Regions from separate parts of the Homo sapiens genome. Here all the other regions are linked to region 2. Evidence: chromatin contacts called from ENCODE Hi-C or POLR2A ChIA-PET data. All regions are on one chromosome and are shown on one strand. The core of a region is the stretch at or near the end of the contact, and the rest is flanking DNA. Distances in the headings are between cores, read along the strand shown. Region 1 holds the start of MZB1 (marginal zone B and B1 cell specific protein). Region 2 holds the start of UBE2D2 (ubiquitin conjugating enzyme E2 D2). Region 3 holds the start of PSD2-AS1 (PSD2 antisense RNA 1).

Region 1 (3,371 bases), core at 701-3,200, 170 kb before region 2:
CAGTGGGGCAAACCAAGGCTCCAGGAGCTTCATCCTATCCCCAAGCCCCGGGCATCACCTGGTAGGCCAGGGGCCCCCTGTGACCATCACGCTGATGCTTGGCTCTGGCCCCTCGCTAAGTCCTGGGCCTGTGAGACGTTTCACTTGGTCCACTTCTCGAACTCCGTAGCTGGTGGCAGTGGAGAGGAGAGGAGTACAGTTTTGGCAGGAGCCCAGCCAGGGAGAGACCCATCTCCACAGCAAGCTGGACATGCTGGGCATTTGTGGAATTCAGAGAGGGAAAGCCCCTGGCCCAAGGTCACAAGGTGACCTTGTCCACTGGCCCTCTGCTCTCCCACTTGCTCTCAGCTCCAGAGCCCAGACTTCATCCCAGCCAGCCCCTCCCTTGGACCAGAGTCCTAGAGGAGTGTGTGTGTTGTGTGAGCGGCTGAGTGGGAATCTCCACCCACCAGGCCTGCCCTTGGAGGAGGGAGGTGGGGGGCAGGATTGGCAACTCACTCCTGCCAGTTCCGGGAGCAGCTCCGGTCCAGGACATCCGTGTAGACCAACTCGCTCAGCTCCCGCCGCCCCCCAGAGTTTGAGGTATGAAGTTTGGTCTCTGCCTTTGCCAGATTTTGCCACATCTGGAACAAGGAGGGACTGGGAGGCAGGGCCTCAGGACTGCTGCTCAGTTAGGGGGAGGTGGGGAGGATAGGAGCAGAGTCTCTGGGGAAAATAAAGTGGCAAGAGAGCCGTTTGAGCAGGAAGCACCTGTGAGGCTGTTGCATGGCCCCTCCCCCAGCCCCCAAAGCTCTCTGGGATGGGGATGGGGGATGGGAAAGAAATGCTGAAGTGGTAGGTGAGGCCTGGGCACTGGGGTCCCTCGTCCAGGGCACACCTGCCCAGTGGCAAGTGTCATTTTATTTTTATTTATTTATTTATTTAGAGAGAGTCTCACGCCGTTCGTCGCCCAGGCTGGAGTGCAGTGGTACGATCTCAGCTCACTGCAGCCTCCACCTCCCAGGTTCAAGTGATTCTTCTCCCTCAGCCTCCCAGGTAGCTGGGACTACAGGTATGTGCCACCACACCCGGCTAAAATTTTGTATTTTCAGTAGTGACGGGGTTTCACCATGTTGGCCAGGCTGGTCTCGAACTCCTGAGTTCAGGCGATCGGCCCCGCTCAGCCTCCCAAAGTGCTGGGATTACAGGCGTGAGCCACCGCGCCCGGCCGGCACGTGCCATTTTAAACCACAAGAGCAAGGTAAGAAAAACTGGAGCCCAATATTCAATCACACAAGTACTCCCAGGCCCCCACCTCACAGAGACACTGGCACGCAGGCATGCTCAGCAGGTGTGTGTGTGAAGCCAGACACACGCATACTCACGTGCAGGCGCTCACACGTGTGCACTTGCACCATGTACACATAGCCAAAGCCGCCCCGTCAGGGTTGGGGAGGGAGTCCGGACTCAAGGATGGGCCTGGAAAGGGAGAAGTCTAAGGACAAGTGAGTGATTCCCTGGGGTCTCAAAATACTGAGGAGGTCTCCCAGATTGTCTGCTGTTAGGCAGGCAGATGGGTAAACTGAGGCATGGAATATATGAAAGGCTGCATCTGTGGCTTGATGCCCAGTGGTAGGGATTGGGGATCAAAGGCCGGTGGTGGAATGTGAGGTGGGTGGAGGGGTCTGGCTTGAGAAGGGGTGTGAGCAGGGCAGGGTGACAGTGGTGAAGGACTCACCTGGTAAGCCACAGCTCTGCAGGCATCACAGCGCAGGTGAGCGGGCATGTGGGCTGAGTACATCTCCTCATCATCCAGTTGTGGGGCTGTGGCTGTGAGTGGCGCCCTGTCCCCGAGGCCCCCTGGGATGGCCCAGGCTCCCAGCAGCAGCAGCAGCAGTGGCAGTGACAGCCTCATGGCCCCAGGAGCCAGTTCAGCAAGTGTAGTCTGTGGTTGAGGTGCAGATGTGTGTGTGCTTGTGTGGTGTGGGGACCGCCACAGAACACCTGGCCTAGACCAATGGGGAACTGACACCTCACCCCTCCCATCCTCCTCCCACTCCCTCCTCCAGGGCCCCGAAGATGCCACGTGGGCATTGTCCTCTAGCTGGACCCTGGCTCCAGCCATCTCAGCTCCATTTCACAGATAGGGAGCACTGAGGCAAGGAGAGGGGCTGGGCCTAGGCAGGAACACATAGGGGCCGATACTGCCCACATCCTGTGATCTGGCCAAGTGGCAGGCACTGTGCTGAGTGCCTTGTGGGAAGAGTTGGTTGGCTGCCGTCATCTTTTTTTGTTTCATTGACCTTTCTGAGAAATGAGACTGTCATGTTTATTCTGCCTCTTCCGACACAAAGGCTCAGAGAGAGGTGACAAATCCAAGGCCACATAGCTAGAGGGGCCATGCTGAGAAACCCAAGCCTGATTGACCCCAAGGCTCCCTGGCCACTCAACCACCAGAAGGAATGAGGTGTGGCTGCCAGCCTCCTGGGAGGCAAGTTCAGGGAGACAGGGATGCTACAGTGTTTCCAAGACACACATGGTCTCCTTCCCTAGCCCTGAGGTCCCCTCCACCCAGGCCATACCCAGGCGTGGAAGGGCACTGTGGAGGGTGTTGAGAGGCTGTGGCAGGAAATCAGGCACCTCACACCAGTTATTTCAGCCATGATGGCTCCATGGTCAGTGATTTATTACACACCAGGATGAGGTAAAGACACCTGGGGTGGCCCCAGGGCCCTCCATGCCATCGGAGCTGGCATCTCCAGCTAGAAAATGGCCAGTTGTTCTGATTCGTAGCTCTCCTAGTCAGCTTCCAGTCCAGGGCAGAGGGCAGGGACTGCTAGGGACCTGGGCCCCCTGACAGGCCTGGAACAACGAAGGCATCCATCCCCATCCCTGCCACTGCTTCTCATGGAAACTGTCCTTCCCAAACTCATCACATCACACACCAGGCTGGCAAGGGCCAGCCATTTCCGGTTCAGAACTATATACAGACCCCCACGCACACCACCTCCCACCTCATGCAGACCCCCCTCATCTCCCTCAGAGGCTCCTGGAATCTCAGGGCAACTGAAGTGCAGGCTCTGGGCCCTGTCCCTTGCTGTGACTGGTCTGTAGGGCCAGCCCCTCTCTGGCCATTGTTGCCACATCTGTTACTGGGGAGTGGAACCTGCCAAGAGCTTCAGATCCCTCTGGATACTCCACCAGGGGTATCGCTTCTACTGCTGGCCCTAACCCACCTTCTGGCCACACAGAGGGGTCAAGAGGCTCCTGTGGGACAAGAGCCCAACCCTCCCTCTTCTCAGAGCTTCCTGATGACCATTTCACCTACTCCCGATGTAGGGGGTGGGGGACTGAAGCCCCACCCCTGGCCCAAAAATGAGTCAGCTCAGCTC
Region 2 (3,450 bases), core at 536-3,035:
AACCACTGGATACAATTTTCTCTCACTGGGTGCACGGTGCTTCTGTCCTAATGGTCCAACCTTCTCAGTAGGTGAGGCAGTATGAGCTTTGCCACTCACCTACTGTGTGGCTTTTGGCAAGATCCTTCCCTTAGTTGGGCTCCAGTTTTTTCTTCTCTATAAATTCAGGAGCTAGAATCAATGATCTGCAAGGTCCTTTCTGGATGTAGCGAAAAGGAGACATTTAGAATCAGAAAACGCCAGGGGTAGATTTCAGAATGTGGGCATTACCTCCCAGCAAAATATTCTTTACTATTCTCCTGTGTAAGGCCTCTAGCCCTGGCTTGGCTCCGTATCTCACACCAGTCATGGTGTAGGGCTGGGCACAGGGTAGGTGCTCAGTGATTTAGCTTTTTGTCTCCATCTCCTAAAAAACAATTCCAAATATTCTAGGTTTGATTTTCAGCGGACCCTCCTGATGGGTATCTGGAGCACGAGGTTGGTTTTTTTTTTTTTTTTGGAGATGGAGTTTTGCTCGTCGCCCAGGCTGGAGTGCAATGGCGTGCTCTCGGCTCACTGCAACCTCTGCCTCCTGGGTTCCAGCGATTCTCCTGCCTCAGCCTCCCCAGTAGCTGGGTTTACAGGAACCTGCCACCACTCTCGGCTATTTTTTTTTTTTTTTTTTGAGACGCATTCTTGCTGTTGCCTAGGCTGGAGTGAACTGGCGTGATCTCGGCTCACGGCAACCTCCGCCTCCCGGATTCAAGCGATTCTCCTGCCTCAGCCTCCCGAGTAGCTGGGACTACAGGCGCCTGCCACCATGCCCGGGTAATTTTTGTATATTTAGTACAGAAGGGGTTTCACTGTGTTGGCCAGGCTGGTCTCGAATTCCTGACCTCGTGATCCGCCTGCCTTGGCCTCCCAAAGTGCTGGGATTACAGGCGTGAGTGACCGTGCCCGGCCTAATTTTTGTATTTTTAGTAGAGATGGGGTTTCACCATGTTGGCCAGGCTGGTCTCGAACTCTTGACCTCAGGTGATGCGCCAGCCTCAGCCTCCCAAAGTGCTGAGATTACAGGGGTGAGTCACCGCGCCCAGCCGTTGGTTTTAACTATTTGGGGCACACACTGTGATTTTTTTTCTGACGCAGCTGGTACAGTGCTTGCTTGTAACAATTTGCAATTCACTAAGCTGAGCAGAGTCTGGACACCTCGAAGGCACACATACATGCCAGTGGCTGAGAACACAACATTCAAATCCTCTCCATCTGGGGCCTTGGTCCGGAAGGCCAATCTCACTGCAACCCGAGCGGCTATGAGACATCTCCCTCGTGGCAGGTGCCCGAGCTGTAGCCACGCGGCCTCTGGAAAGAGATGTGCTAAGTCCCAGGACTTCAGAAGAGCTCTGTGACCTTGGCCAAGTCCCTTCCTCCTTCAGGAGCGCTGCAGTGGGCCTAAGTGCCTCCTCCCGGGACTAGTACGGGGACGGTCGTGAGATCTGGACAACATTCGCCTTTTAATATTTATTGATCTTTTGTGACACGCGCGTGGGTTTCCATCAGCAATGAAGTCAACGGTCGCGGCGCTGGAGCCTGCAGAACTCGCGCTCTAGATCTCGCGAGATCTCCGCCCAGGGCTTCGCAGCGTCACGCCCTCCGGGGCCGTGGCGGCGACGGCGGTGCGTAGCTTACTCACAGGGGCGGCCCGTATCCCTCCGCCGCCGGCGCGGCTCGGCCCTCCCTCCCCTGGCCCGCCAATCCCCGCGCCTCCCGACCTGCCCCTCGGTCGGGCCCACCCCGTGCTCCGACGGCCCCACCCCGGCGGCGCAGCCCGCCCGCCCGCGCGTCCCTCGGTCCACCTGCAGCAGGGAGGAAGACAGGCAATCCCTCCGGCTGTCCGACCAAGAGAGGCCGGCCGAGCCCGAGGCTTGGGCTTTTGCTTTCTGGCGGAGGGATCTGCGGCGGTTTAGGAGGCGGCGCTGATCCTGGGAGGAAGAGGCAGCTACGGCGGCGGCGGCGGTGGCGGCTAGGGCGGCGGCGAATAAAGGGGCCGCCGCCGGGTGATGCGGTGACCGCTGCGGCAGGCCCAGGAGCTGAGTGGGCCCCGGCCCTCAGCCCGTCCCGCCGGACCCGCTTTCCTCAACTCTCCATCTTCTCCTGCCGACCGAGATCGCCGAGGCGGCCTCAGGCTCCCTAGCCCCTTCCCCGTCCCTTCCCCGCCCCCGTCCCCGCCCCGGGGGCCGCCGCCACCCGCCTCCCACCATGGCTCTGAAGAGAATCCACAAGGTAAGCGGCCGGAGGTCGGCTGCGCTGCTGGCCAGCTGAGCAGGCTGCGGCCTGCACTTCCCGCCGTAGTCTCCGTCGGGCTCGCGGCCTCCTTGGATCTTGCTGCCGGTGCTGGCCCCTCGGGGCGGCCTCCATACCCCACTCCCAGTGATGGCGCCCGTGGAGGCCCCGGCGCGCAGCCCGCGCTTAGGCCGGAGGTGCTCTCGCGGCCTCAGCGTTCCTCCCCGGCTGCCCTTCCAGGCCCGCATGGTGTGGACTCTTAGGGCTTCTCTCCAGTCTGGGACTGCCGCTGCACTTGAGGGCCATTGTCGGGCCAGGATGGCGGGGTTGGGGCCGAGGGGGGCGCTGGGGCGTTGGGCGGCCCCTTCGACAGAGGTCGAAAGGGCTTCTCGCCCCATTTCTGTTCCCTCCTCCCACACCTGCCCTAGCTCCCTCCACAAAACCGCCTGAGCTCGGGCTGACAGAGGAAGCCGTTTTGCCCGATCCACAAGTATATCCTGAGTTCACTTACCTCTTGGGTGGCAGCACACATCGGTCCACCCTGCTTGTCCAGAAACTGTTAAGAGTTGGAAGTTCAGAAGAAAAAAAAAAGGTGACTTAATGAGGGAGGAGGGAAGTAGAGGGAGAATCATTTTATTCCTTGAGGTTGCTGTATGTAGTTAGAAACTAACACTTCCGTTTTGCAGGATTGGATCTAATAGAAAAGCTGTACATTGGCAAAGGTAGAGGTAGAAACCTGAACATTGAAAACCACCAGAGAAATTATACAAAAGTTCCTTTCACAGCCTCTTCGCAAAATGGACTTGACGCTATTAGGTGATATGTTTACCGAGACTCTTAACTGGGAAGGGGTTTTACTAGATTTTGTATTAAAAAGGATTTCTTTGCTCTTTAAAGTGAAGGGTTATTTAGTTATCAATAAGGAGGTTTTCCTAATAATACATCTAGACTATAAGATTGGCTTAAAATTTATTTTTTTTCCCTTTCTGATGTTGTAACCTCTTAGTGCCACTTTCATGTTTTTTTTCTTAGAAGTAGGGAGGCACCACTATTAATTTCTGTTTGGTGTTTCACTTGGCTACTCAGATTGGCTATATTAAACCGGTAGCTACTTTTTTCTTCAATACATCTTTTTCCTTTTAGTGGAGAACGGGGTCTTGCCGTGTTGTCCAGGCTGGTGTGGAACTC
Region 3 (3,246 bases), core at 448-2,947, 180 kb after region 2:
GTCCGGCTGAGTGGGTTAGCAACACAAGACAGATGGCGAGGGATTATCTCAGCTTCTCAGAGCACGATGGTGGCAGCGGCGGGGGTGGGGGGAAGGCTCTCACACCCTCCCCATGTGTGTGTACACACACACACACAAATGCACACATGCAGCTCCCCGCTCCTGCCCCAGACCCAGCCCAGCCTCCTGCTATTTATGAGGCGGGCAGGAAGACAAGAGGAGAGATGAGATTATGAGAATTGGTGAGAACCGTGGGACTTGGCAATCTTGTCCCTGCCCCACTTGGCTCCCAGACCACAGGCTGAACCAGCTTCTCAGGCCCTTCTTGGACCCTGCCCCTGCTATTGTGATTTCTCTGCAGCTGCCACCACTGGGAATGGTACATTCAGGAGGGCATGGTTTTACAGAGAAGTTTGAGGCCCAGAGATGTGCGAGCTGCACTCAAAGTCACACAGCAAGTTTGGTTCATTAGCAGGGTAAGTTCTGGGGGGTGGCAGGTGGTGGAGTCTCTTAGCTGTCCTGGCACTGGCTGTGGGGTCCTTGGGTCTTCTGCAAACAAGGTGTTTGCCCTAGCACTTGATGCTGCAGCCCAAGGTCCCACAGGGGCATGTCACAAGGCCAGCTGCTGGCACGCAAGTACTCACAGGCACAGCCTCTTGTTCATATACACTGTCAGGCTCTGGGTGAAGGCTATGTAGAGTTGAGTGACAGAGCTGGGTCTCCAGGCTGTGTCACTGTGAAAGAATTGGGGCAGGGTTAGAACCCCACTAGAGTGAATTCTCCTACCTGTCCCTCAATTTGCCACAGGCAGATGGTGGAGGGACTTTCCAGCCTCGGCCACACACTCAGGCCCCCCTACCACCACATTTGCCCATTAACAGCCCCACTCCAAGTCCTGAGTCATCTATGCTGAGTCGCCTGGGGAGGAGTGTGGGCCAGGAGACTGGGCAGGATTTGCGAATGGCAACCCCAGGGGGCCCTTTTCCCAGCATGGGTGGGCGGGGCCGACGCAGTGGGGAAGGCAGGGTGGAGGCCTTCTGAGAGAACTTCTCTGCTCCTAGCTGCCAATGTCCTGACTTCGCCCCCGTCCCCAAGAGTGACTCAGTGTCTGCTGGATGCGGTAGTGCGGGTGCGGGGCAGTGCGGAGCTGCTGCGGGTTGCCCAGTGCCACTCCCTTCAGAGCAAACCCACTTCTTGAGGCCCCGAGGCCCCCGCCTGGGGGTCTCCTGTGTTCACGTGTGCCTGCCCAGGCTGTCAAGTGAAACATGACCTCAGGGTCAGCCTGGCCTGCCTCTGGGGCTGCATTATTTGCGGGGTTTCCAACATGATGGTACCACCCACACTGTCCGGTCACAAACAAGACCGACACCGCCAGGTTTACCTGCTCCTGCCCCCTCAAACCATTGAATCAGCCCCTCTCTTGCTATTGGATGAGAGGGGTTGCCAGGACCAAGCCCCTCCTCCCCACCGCCAAGGTGACCACACGTCTAGGTATCAGGGGTGGTGGGCCCACTGCAGAGCGCTAGGCCGAACTCATCTCCTGGATCCAGGCCAAGCTCCACCTCTCTGTCTCTCCAGACTCAAGTTGGTCATTTGTATCGTGAAAGCTGGACAAAACTATATCTAAGCTCCCCATCTTCCCTCAAAGCTTGGCCTGGGGAGCCCTACATGAAACCTTGGAGCTTCTGAGCCTTCCCCCACCCCCAGCGGGGGGCTTTTCGTTCTGTGAAGGTCTCAAAGTAACATTCTAAAGAGGCACCGTGAGAGCCAATCAGAGAGCCCATGTAAATAACGGCCCGCTGATTGGCTGTCTCCTTCACGCCCTGAACGAAACTTCAACTTCATCAACTCAGCGAAGATTTTTTCCTCTGGCCTCGCGCGCCCTGCAGAAGGCGGGGCTGGGGGGTCACCCGAGCCTTCTCCCTGCCGCAGGCTACCTGGGCCCGCCGAATGGGATCGCGCTGGGACAGGCGGGGGCGAGTGTGCCGCCCTGACCCTGGCCCCGGGGGTGTTATTCTGGTACAGAATCCCCCGCGGGGGAGGCCCGAGAAGTGAGGCACCCCCGCTTCTTTGTAGGACCGCCACAGAACGGGCTGCAGGCCGCGAGTATAGAGCTTGGCTGGGCGGGATCGATATCTGCCCGCTGGACTGATGCGCGAGGGAGGCTGCTAGACAGGCTGGCTTTGCGGCAGTGTGATGGCCGCGCAGCACCCCCTGACCCCCACGGCTCCCCAACCCCGCCATTCCCTTCATCTAGCGCTCCCGGGGAAGCCGAGGCGGGCAAGTGGCGTAGCGATGGAGGGCGCACCCAGGGGCAGCGACGCTCCCTCGCTCTGGCTCCCAGCCCTGGTGGTGGGTGCAGGAGTGAGGGTAGCCCAGGGTCGCACCCTGCTCCCAACCTCGGCTCGTCCCCACCCTCCACGGTCGTCCGCAGCTCGAGGCAGCCTGCATTTCTGCCAGTATCCTGTCCCCTCGCCCGGTCCTTCGCCCTCCTCCCACTTTCATTGTGTGTCTCCTCTCTGGCTCTGAGGTTCCTCCTCCCTCCCTTCTCTCTCTGGGTGTCTCCGTGTCTATCTCCACATCTCCATCTCCATTTCTTTCTCTGCCTGTCTCTGTCTCTAGCTGTCTCTGTCCCTCAGTCTCTGCTCAGGTCTCCGCTCGCCTCTTGCTCATTTTCGTTCCTCTCTTTGTCTGTCTGACTCTCTCTTGTCTCCCCCCCTTCAGTTACCCCCAACCCCCCGCACACACACACACCTCACAGCCCTGTTTACGACATCCCCTGGGCTGGCAGGTGGGCGGGGCTGCAGCAGAGCGGGGGTGAGAGAGGGAGACGCAGCCTCCCCCCCAGCTGTTAACCTTCACGCTTCAGGCCTCTGCGGATGGCAGAGGAGGGGGAAAGCCCAGCTGCCAGCTTGGCGGAGGTGACCGGGCGGGGGCTGGGGGCTGTCCCTCCCTCTGGGCTCGTCTCTGGGGAGATCTGGGGCCGGAAGGAATGTGGTGGAGGGCGCCTTCGGCTGAGGAAGGCTGTTGCCGGATGGGTGGCCTCCTGAAGGCTTGTGCTGGCGAGGCGGGTGCCCAAAGGGGGCTCTGAGCGGTGTCGGCCCTGCCCGCAGCCCGGCCGGACGTGGGGGCCGGCGTGAGAATCCCGCCCATCTGTGAGCCGGCCTCACGCCGTCAGACCCAATTTATCTCGCCGCCAAAGTTTCACAGCCATCTGCTCGAGTGGAACGGCTTCCAGCGCTGGCC

What was found. Hi-C counts contacts between places; a loop is a spot of excess contacts on that map. ChIA-PET counts read pairs that join two places held with the same protein, here RNA polymerase II (POLR2A). Pooled maps may share reads with other maps.
Region 1: a map of naive thymus-derived CD4-positive, alpha-beta T cell shows a loop between it and region 2 (7-fold over the local background). The contact joins the promoter of MZB1 here to the promoter of UBE2D2 in region 2. A Hi-C loop is called at or near these places in 1 of 168 maps with a recorded cell type or tissue (naive thymus-derived CD4-positive, alpha-beta T cell), 3 of 37 single-sample maps with no recorded cell type and 12 of 50 pooled maps. POLR2A ChIA-PET finds 5 or more read pairs at or near these places in 7 of 52 experiments (GM12878, HepG2, OCI-LY7 and 4 more).
Region 3: a map of B cell shows a loop between it and region 2 (2.0-fold over the local background). The contact joins the promoter of PSD2-AS1 here to the promoter of UBE2D2 in region 2. A Hi-C loop is called at or near these places in 1 of 168 maps with a recorded cell type or tissue (B cell), 4 of 37 single-sample maps with no recorded cell type and 11 of 50 pooled maps. POLR2A ChIA-PET finds 5 or more read pairs at or near these places in 7 of 52 experiments (B cell, H1, activated CD4-positive, alpha-beta memory T cell and 4 more).

The regions. Positions count from the first base shown.
Region 1 is chr5:139,387,963-139,391,333 of GRCh38, forward strand. It overlaps MZB1 (marginal zone B and B1 cell specific protein), which reads right to left and starts at 1,951. Exons shown (of 4, transcript NM_016459.4): 1 at 1,718-1,951; 2 at 499-623; 3 at 59-169. The coding sequence starts at 1,894. It overlaps PROB1 (proline rich basic protein 1), which reads right to left. Exons shown (of 1, transcript NM_001161546.2): 1 at 2,630-3,371. RefSeq lists enhancers at 18-67, 88-635, 636-1,183, 1,184-1,731, 1,708-2,117 and a silencer at 3,088-3,137.
Region 2 is chr5:139,559,554-139,563,003 of GRCh38, forward strand. It overlaps UBE2D2 (ubiquitin conjugating enzyme E2 D2), which reads left to right and starts at 1,786. Exons shown (of 7, transcript NM_003339.3): 1 at 1,786-2,262. The coding sequence starts at 2,239. RefSeq lists enhancers at 1,362-1,531, 2,692-2,741, 2,832-2,951 and a silencer at 1,562-2,221.
Region 3 is chr5:139,744,526-139,747,771 of GRCh38, forward strand. PSD2-AS1 (PSD2 antisense RNA 1) reads right to left here and starts at 1,698. Exons shown (of 3, transcript NR_105053.2): 1 at 1,669-1,698; 2 at 645-734. It also overlaps a transcript of PSD2 not described here. RefSeq lists a silencer at 1-44 and an enhancer at 1,568-2,215.